2 separate regions of the Homo sapiens genome follow, and region 1 is linked to region 2. A link is a contact called in ENCODE Hi-C or POLR2A ChIA-PET data. All regions are on one chromosome and are shown on one strand. Each heading gives the region's core, a stretch centred on a gene start or an enhancer-like site at or near the end of the contact. The rest is flanking DNA. Distances are from core to core; before and after follow the strand shown. Region 1 holds the start of SNRPG (small nuclear ribonucleoprotein polypeptide G). Region 2 holds the start of ZNF638 (zinc finger protein 638).

Region 1 (3,818 bases), core at 398-2,897, 1.0 Mb before region 2:
GCCCGCCACCAAGCCCACGTAATTTTTTGTATTTTTATAGACACGGGGTTTCACCGTTTTAGCCATGATGATCTCCATCTCCTGACCTCGTGATCCGCCCGCCTCGGCCTCCCAAAGTGCTGGGATTACAGGCGTGAGCCACCGCGTTGGGCTTATGTTTTAATAATTAATTCCTTAACAGACCTAACTAAAATATACATAGAAGTAGTTTTCATACAAAAGATGGCTTTGATACAAATGGACCTTTAAATGCAAAAATATTATTATTTTTTGAAACAGAGTTTCGGTCTTGTTACCCAGGCTGGAGGGCAATGGCGCGATCTTGACTCACTGCAACCTCCGCTTCCCGGGTTCAAGCGATTCTCCTGCCTCAACCTCCGGAATAGCTGAGACTACAGGCGCACACCACCTGCCTGGCTAATTTTTTGTATTTTTAGTAGAGACGGGGGTTTCACCATGTTGGCCAGGCTGGTCTCGAACTCCTGACCTCAGGTGATCCTCCCGCCTCAGCCTCCCAAAGTGCTGGGATTACAGGCGTGAGCCACTGTGCCCGGCCGCAAAATTATTAAATAGGAACTTTACCTTTTGTCTGACTTCCATGGGCCTGGTAATAAATGAACTAACTATACACAAAGCCAACCACATGCTACGCCAGAAAAAACTGATCCCTGTAAAAATTTTGCATCCTTTGTGCAATCCAACTAATACATGTAGAATTCCAGCATCAGGAAGTATAAGCAAAACAGAAACGTAGTCAGGAAACACATAACCTGTTAAGTCCACTCAAAAAGTATTTGAGGAATTCAAAGCTTTACGTTGAGTCCTACCTAAAGTAAGGCTCTCCTACTTAAAGTTGTTTGACTTTACTGGGTGTGTAGAAAAAACTTCAAAAAATTAGCCTTCTCTGACTAGAAAAAATTAATGTTCTTAAAAAAAAAGAAAAATGAATGTTCTTATATAGTTTCAACATCAGAGCAAGATAACACATGACATTCAAGCTTAACGTAAAAGAAGGCAAGAAAAAGGAATGAGGTTTCTAAGTAAAAGCTCAAACACCTACAAACACATTTGCTAAGACTAAAGTGGCTTTCGGATTCTGATGCCTCACGTAGTTTTAAAAACACTTCCTTCCCTTCCAGCCCCTCCTTAGTTCCTTCAGAGAATTTCCCCCTCTAGCCGTCTATCTAGAACATGATACTATTCGAGATGTTCAACAAAAGGTAGCACTGGAGATCTTCAAGGAACGAGGGACAGCGCCGGGTGACCAGGGGCCAGACCGCGGGACCTGGAGACTAGTCGGCCGGAAGGAGGTGCCGTGGCTGCCGGCTGTAACCACACCGACGCGCGAGCTCTGCGCGGGCTTCACGTCTCATGCGCGGGAGCCTGGCCGGGATCCCGGCGACCTCGGACCGGAAGAAGAAATGAAGTGAAGCGGCTCAAGACATTCGGCTAACGGAGAGGGAACCAAGGGACTCGCAGGACGCAAATAACTGACCACTTCGGTTTGGCTCTCACACATACTTACTTTTTCAACTCGGGAGGGTGAGCTTTGCTCATGGTGTATACTCCGCGGGCTCACAGATGCCTTGGAACGCAACGCACGGCTTTCCTCACGCTCCCGCTGTAGGCCCGGCGTCTTGCGTCTGGCGTCATCGACCTCGTTAGCCAATGGATTGTTGGCAGTTTTTACATTTCACCTCGCGATATCTCAGCGCCTCGGTCATCGTTGAGCTTCCGGTTATGTCCTCAGCGATTGGCCAGGACGGAGGGGTGCGTCCTCTAGGCACCTTTCTGAATTCCGTTTTCCTTGTACAAAATTGAGATAACGGGTATTCCACCGGTGGGTATCCCTGCTCTTTTTCTTTTCTTTTTGAGACGGAGTCTAGCTCTGTCGCCCAGGCTGGAGTGCAGTGGCGCGATCTCGGCTCACTGCAAGCTCCGCCTCCCGGCCTCACGCCATTCTCCTGCCTCAGCCACCCGAATAGCTGGGACTACAGGCGCCCGCCACCATGCCCGGCTAATTTTGTGTATTTTTTAGTAGAGACGGGGTTTCGCCGTGTTAGCCAGGATGGTCTCGATCTCCTGACCTCGTTATCCGCCCGCCTCGGCCTCCCAAAGTGCTAGGATTACAGGCGTGAGCTACCGCGCCCAGCCGGTTATCCCTGCTCTTGTCTATGGAACAGCCAAAATAAATAAAAATAAATAAATAAATAAAAAAAGCCGGGCGCCGTAAATCCCAGAACTTTGGATCTCTTGAGCCCAGGAGTTCGAGACCAGCCTGTGCAACATAGCGAGACCCCTTCTCTATTTAAAAAATAAAATTGAGATATTGAGATAACGGTCCCGTCTCTAGCTCCTGGGCAAACCCGGCCAATCCCGCATGTCTGTGGATCGTATCGCTTATTTTCTTCATATATACCAATATACCAAATGATAATGATCCCTGGAGGAATGGGCCTCTCTCTATATATGTATATTTTTTTGAGACGGAGTCTTGCTCTGTCGCCCAGGCTGGAGTGCAGTGGCGCGATCTCGGCTCACTGCAAGCTCTGCCTCCCGGGTTCACGCCATTCTCCTGCCTCAGCCTCCCGAGTAGCTGGGACAACAGGTGCCCGCCACCACGCCGGGCTGATTTTTTGTATTTTTAGTAGACACCGTATTTCACTGTGTTAGCCAGGATGGTCTTGATCTCCTGACCTCGTGATCCGCTGGCCTCGGCCTCCCAAAGTGCTGGGATTACAGGCGTGAGCCCCCGCTCCCGGCTGGGCCTCTATATTTTTTTGGCAGGTAACCCTACAGCATACTGTCAGACCAAGTAGGGTTCCCGTAACATGTAAATTAGCAGCCTCTGAACCATTGTAGAGTAAGGTGACTGGGTCTGTCTCCAAGAATTTGAATCTATTTCTGACTGAGGGGTCTTGCAAAAAAAATTTTTTTTGAGATGAGTTCTTGCTCTGTCGCCTAGGCTGGGGAGCATGGTGTGATCATGGCTCACTGCAACCTCGAACTCCTGGCCTCAAGCAATCCTTCCACCTCAGCCTCCTGAGTTGTTGAGACTACAGGCGCACGCCACTGCACCCAGCTAATTTTTTTTTGTAGAGACGAGGTCTTGCTTTGTTGCCCAGGCTGTTCTCAAATTCCTGGCCTCAAGAGATCTGCCTGCCTCCGGCTCCCAAAGTGCTGAGATTACAGGGGTTAGCCAGCATGCCTGGGAATTCTGAAATTTTTCAAACACTACCTCCAGAACTCACTGATGTGCTATTGCCCCTGTATATAAAATGTGAAGTGCAGCACACAAACATTTTCTAATATAAGGTGTTCTTTTTTCATGTCAAGATGTGTAAAAAGTGGTCTCGGACTTGTTCCCAGTTGTTACCCCAAAATTATAGAAGACTAAACCAAAATAGAATACCTTGTGTTTAAATAGGGGATAGTTCTCAAAAATTCAGTTAATTCCTGATATTCTGGAATGGCTCTATATAAATATCAATGATAGTAAAGACTTAAACTCATCACATATTTTGCACTCTCTTAGTACTCAAAATCCTAGACACTGAATTTTTTCTAGCAGGGTCATAGCTTTGTACCTTTACTACCACTTGCTATTAGTGTTTAGTTGAAGCTAGAGACCTGACATAGATAATGAATTTCTCTTTTTAGCCTCATAGACAGTTTCTTTTCTACATTAATGAACTTCAAGTCACAATGTCCTAGTCTCCTCTCAAAGTTTTTCCCATTTACAGTGAACCAGTTCTGCATCTGAACCATAACAACTAATTTCCACTCTTCTGGACATTTTAACTCATTTAACCTGTTAA
Region 2 (3,817 bases), core at 1,279-3,778:
ATACACACCATCAGAGTCATTCATTCTTTCAAGAAATATTTGCTGATTTTCTACTGCGTACCAACTATCATTCTCTGTATTGGAAATAAAGCAGTGAAGAAAACAGACAAATATCCCTGACCTCAGGGAGCTTACATTTCTAGTGGAGGAAGATGGAAAAGAAACAAATAAATAAATTATTGGTATATCAGAAGGTGATAAGTGCTGTGCAAATAAATAAAGCCATATAAGGGGCCCACATAAAGGAAATGAAAGAAATTTCATAAGTTACTTTGCCTAACTCTAGGGAAATGTTTGAAAATCTAGATGAAATGGATGCTTTTCAAGCAAAATATAAATTACCAAATTCATTGTGGAAGAGAGAGAAATTCTTATCCAACTAAATATCATAAAGTATCAAGAGAAAATTAGAGAAGAACAACTCTCAGAAAAAGCACCAAACAAGATATTTCAAAGGTGAATTATTTCAAACTTTAAAGAACAGGTAAGTCCAATGATATTTAAAGTATTTCAGGTTTGAGAAAGAAGTGAGTTTGTAGGGAAATGGTTATTTTCTTTTTTTTTTTTTTTTTTTTTGAGACAGAGTCTGACTCTGTCACCCAGGCTGGAGTGCAGTGGCGTGATCTCGGCTCACTGCAACCTCTGCCTCCTGGGTTCAAGTGATTCTCCTGCCTCAGCCTCCCGAGTAGCTGGGATTACAGGCGTGCACCACCACAGCCAGCTAATTTTTATATTTTTAGTAGAGATTGGGTTTCACCATGTTGGTCAGGCTGGTCTTGAACTCCTAACCTTGTGATTCACCTGCCTCAGCCTCCCAAAGTGCTGGGATTACAGGCATGAGCCACCTTGCCCTGCCTATTTTCTTACATATTTAGTGGAAGTGACACTTTGTAGAAACTTTTTGGGAAGTTTTTCTACAACACCTATTAAAATTAAATGTATGTACACACATATACATTTAATCTAGCATTCCCACTATGATGATTCTAGCCTTTAGAAATTAAAGCATAATTTGGTAAGTCTTTGTATACAGCAGTGTTTGCAGTAGCAAAAAGACTGGAAACAACTTCAGTGTTCAACAACAGGCTGAATAATTGCTGAGGCAGCTATACTATGAATATTATACAATTATTTAAAAAAGGATTATATGGTTTACTTGGAGAAATGTCAGTAATCAGAAAAGCAAATAGCTAATGTGTGAAAAAAGAAAACATTTCCTGTTACATGCAAATAATGTGTTTGTATGAATATAAAGAAATGTATGGAAGGAAACTTATCAAATGTTAACATGGGTTATTTGGTGTTTAGGGGGAGCTTGTTGGCTTTTTCTTTGTTGTTTTTGATTTGTTGTCCCTAGCAGGATTTTTGGTTTGAAATGAAAATCCGATAAGATATCTTTTTAAAACGACTTTTCTTTTTAGTCTTTCAAATGCTTGTTTTAATGTGAATAAAAGAAATGCATTTGCTTGAGTGCTAGGTAAAACCGATGTGTGAGACTCAGGGTGGGTGGTGTGATTTGTGTGGTATGCATACGGCAGGGCTTGTAGCTTTACCAGATTTTGAACAATGACTGGGTTTTCATATTGGTGTAGTACAGCCACCTCGAGAAGATAAAACATTGCATAACACAGTTCTTTAACGTCTGTCATCCCAAGGTTTTCCATGGGTAAAATGGAGATTACAAATATCTACCACACAGATAGGGCTTTTTATTGTGAAATGACAAAAGGATTTTCAGAGTGTTAAAGTTTTAGCTGAATAGCTTTGGTTGAATTCTACTTTACAGTTTTGAGTAGCTATGACACACATCATTGCCATAGGGATCAAAAGGTGCAAGGTGACAGGATAAAAGCAGGCAAAATCTTGACCATACAAAGCATTATATTAACGTGCTAGGCGCGAATATAACCTGTTATAATATAATGTTGTTATTATTATTTGAGATGGAGTCTCACTCTGTTGCCCAGGCTGGAGTGCAGTGGTGCAATCTTCCCTCACTGCAACCTCCGCCTCCCGGGTTCAAGCAATTCACCTGCCTCAGCACCCCCTAGTAGCTGGGACTACAGGCGCGCGCCACCGGCTATTTTTTGTGTTTTTAGTAACGGGGTTTCACCCTGTTGGCCGGGCTGGTCTCGAACTCCTGACCTCAGATGATCCACCCACCTCGGTCTCCCAAAGTGCTGGGATTACAGGCGTGAACCACCGCGCCTGGCCATATAATGTTATTATTGAAGGCACAAATGATCAGGGAAGACTTCATGAAGGAGGTGAGACAATATAGGTCTTAAAAGGATGAGCGGTTTGGAGAGGACAGGCACAGAACCAGCAAAAGAGTGAAGACGGCGCTGGAGTTTTTTTTTTTTTTTGCCGCACGCCTTCGCCGCCACCACGCGGGAGCGCCCCTTCCGGGAGCCCGCTCCGCCCGGCTCTTCTCGGGCTTCGGGCGAGCGCGGTGCCAGCGGTACGCAGGCGCCGGGAGCCTACGAGGGCTCGCAGGAGCTGGGAGGCGCGCATGCGTGCAGCTCTTTGGAGGCGGTAGCGTTTTCGGCGTCGAGACTGGAGGCTGAGTGCTAAACTGTGTGGGGCGCGGATGGGATCCAGCTGTTAGTCGGGTAGGCATAGGTAGGACCGCTGCCCTGTGGGGAGTAGGGGGTTGGAAGGCGGAGGCCGGTATCGTGGGGGTCCTGAGCCCTTCCTGTGAGATCCGGGCCGACTATTGTATCTGTGTCGCAGCGGCTCCGCACAAAATGGCGGCGGGCAGACGGCGGGGGCGGGAGGAGGTTGGGGGACCCCCGGGATGGGAAGGGAAGCTGTGCTGTGCTGCCCTGCTCCGTCGTTTATTCACTTCGCTACCCGGGAGGGCCCGTCCGGGTACTCGTGAAGGACCCTGCCTCGAGAAGAGCTGCCTGACGCCGTTGCACTGGGCCGAGGATCGTGAAGAGCCCTTTGGCGAGGCCGAGGCGGCCCCTTCCCCAGCAGCGCCCGGCCTGCCGAGGCTGCGCTGGGCCTGACAGCCGAGGAAGCGGTGGTGAGGGAATGCCGAGCAGGGAGGAAGCGTTCCCGTCGGGCCCGAAGAGGCGGTGGAGTTTGAGCCGAGCCCTCTGACCAGCGACATTGTGCAAGAAGCGTGGAGAGAAGAGCGTGTTTGTGTTTGGGGTTGGGGAGGGGGTGTCGGGATGAAGGAGGGAATGTTAGGATCCAGCGGCTTTTCCGGGCTGGTGTTCTGTGCTGCGTAGTGCAGGTATGAAACCAAAGAAAATATCACCTCTGTGGGAGACTGAGGACTCATAAATGGTTGTGATACCTAACAGTATTTCCAAATTTCTCAGAGGAATTGTGAAAACAGAACGTTAGTGAATTGTTTTTGTGTGATTCTTAGCTTGGGCCCCGTTCTCTTAAAGGAAGGGGGAATGTATATATCACAGACTGGAATCCTTGAGAACGTTTGAAATAGATCTTTTGTTGTTTGAGGTAATTGTTAATGAGGGATACTTCAGTATTACAAAATCATGGATTGAGCTATAGAGTGAAGGCTACCTGAAGCTAATTTTTCTTAATCTTAAAATTTGTCCTTAGGCGAAGTTTGGGGCCAGGACCAGAAATTGTAGTAGTTTAAAGGAGTCCCGATGAAAAACTTGTCACCAGGATCCAGCGATTTATGTTCAAGTACTTTTTCCAACGAGCTCTGGAATTTTGCACAAAAAATTTTCTGCTTTTTCCCCTCATTTGTTGTAAAGGATTATTTTTTCAGGGATGTTGTGCTTGCTGGTTCAGATTTACAATTAAAAATTGATAACCTGGAGAAAAGGATTGACCA

The links. A loop is a pair of places that touch in the nucleus more often than their neighbours do. ChIA-PET counts read pairs that join two places held with the same protein, here RNA polymerase II (POLR2A). Pooled maps may share reads with other maps.
Region 1: a loop to region 2 is called in a pooled map, with 7 times the contacts of the local background. The contact joins the promoter of SNRPG here to the promoter of ZNF638 in region 2. A Hi-C loop is called at or near these places in 1 of 37 single-sample maps with no recorded cell type and 8 of 50 pooled maps. POLR2A ChIA-PET finds 5 or more read pairs at or near these places in 4 of 52 experiments (Caco-2, MCF 10A, Panc1 and 1 more).

Annotation. Positions count from the first base shown.
Region 1 is chr2:70,292,093-70,295,910 of GRCh38, forward strand. SNRPG (small nuclear ribonucleoprotein polypeptide G) reads right to left here and starts at 1,648. Exons shown (of 4, transcript NM_003096.4): 1 at 1,526-1,648. The coding sequence starts at 1,557. LOC124906023 (a long non-coding RNA gene) reads left to right here and starts at 1,810. Exons shown (of 2, transcript XR_007086880.1): 1 at 1,810-1,840; 2 at 2,966-3,818. RefSeq lists enhancers at 406-1,313, 1,330-1,809.
Region 2 is chr2:71,329,254-71,333,070 of GRCh38, forward strand. ZNF638 (zinc finger protein 638) reads left to right here and starts at 2,529. Exons shown (of 28, transcript NM_014497.5): 1 at 2,529-2,622. RefSeq lists enhancers at 2,122-2,809, 2,810-3,495 and a silencer at 2,329-2,538.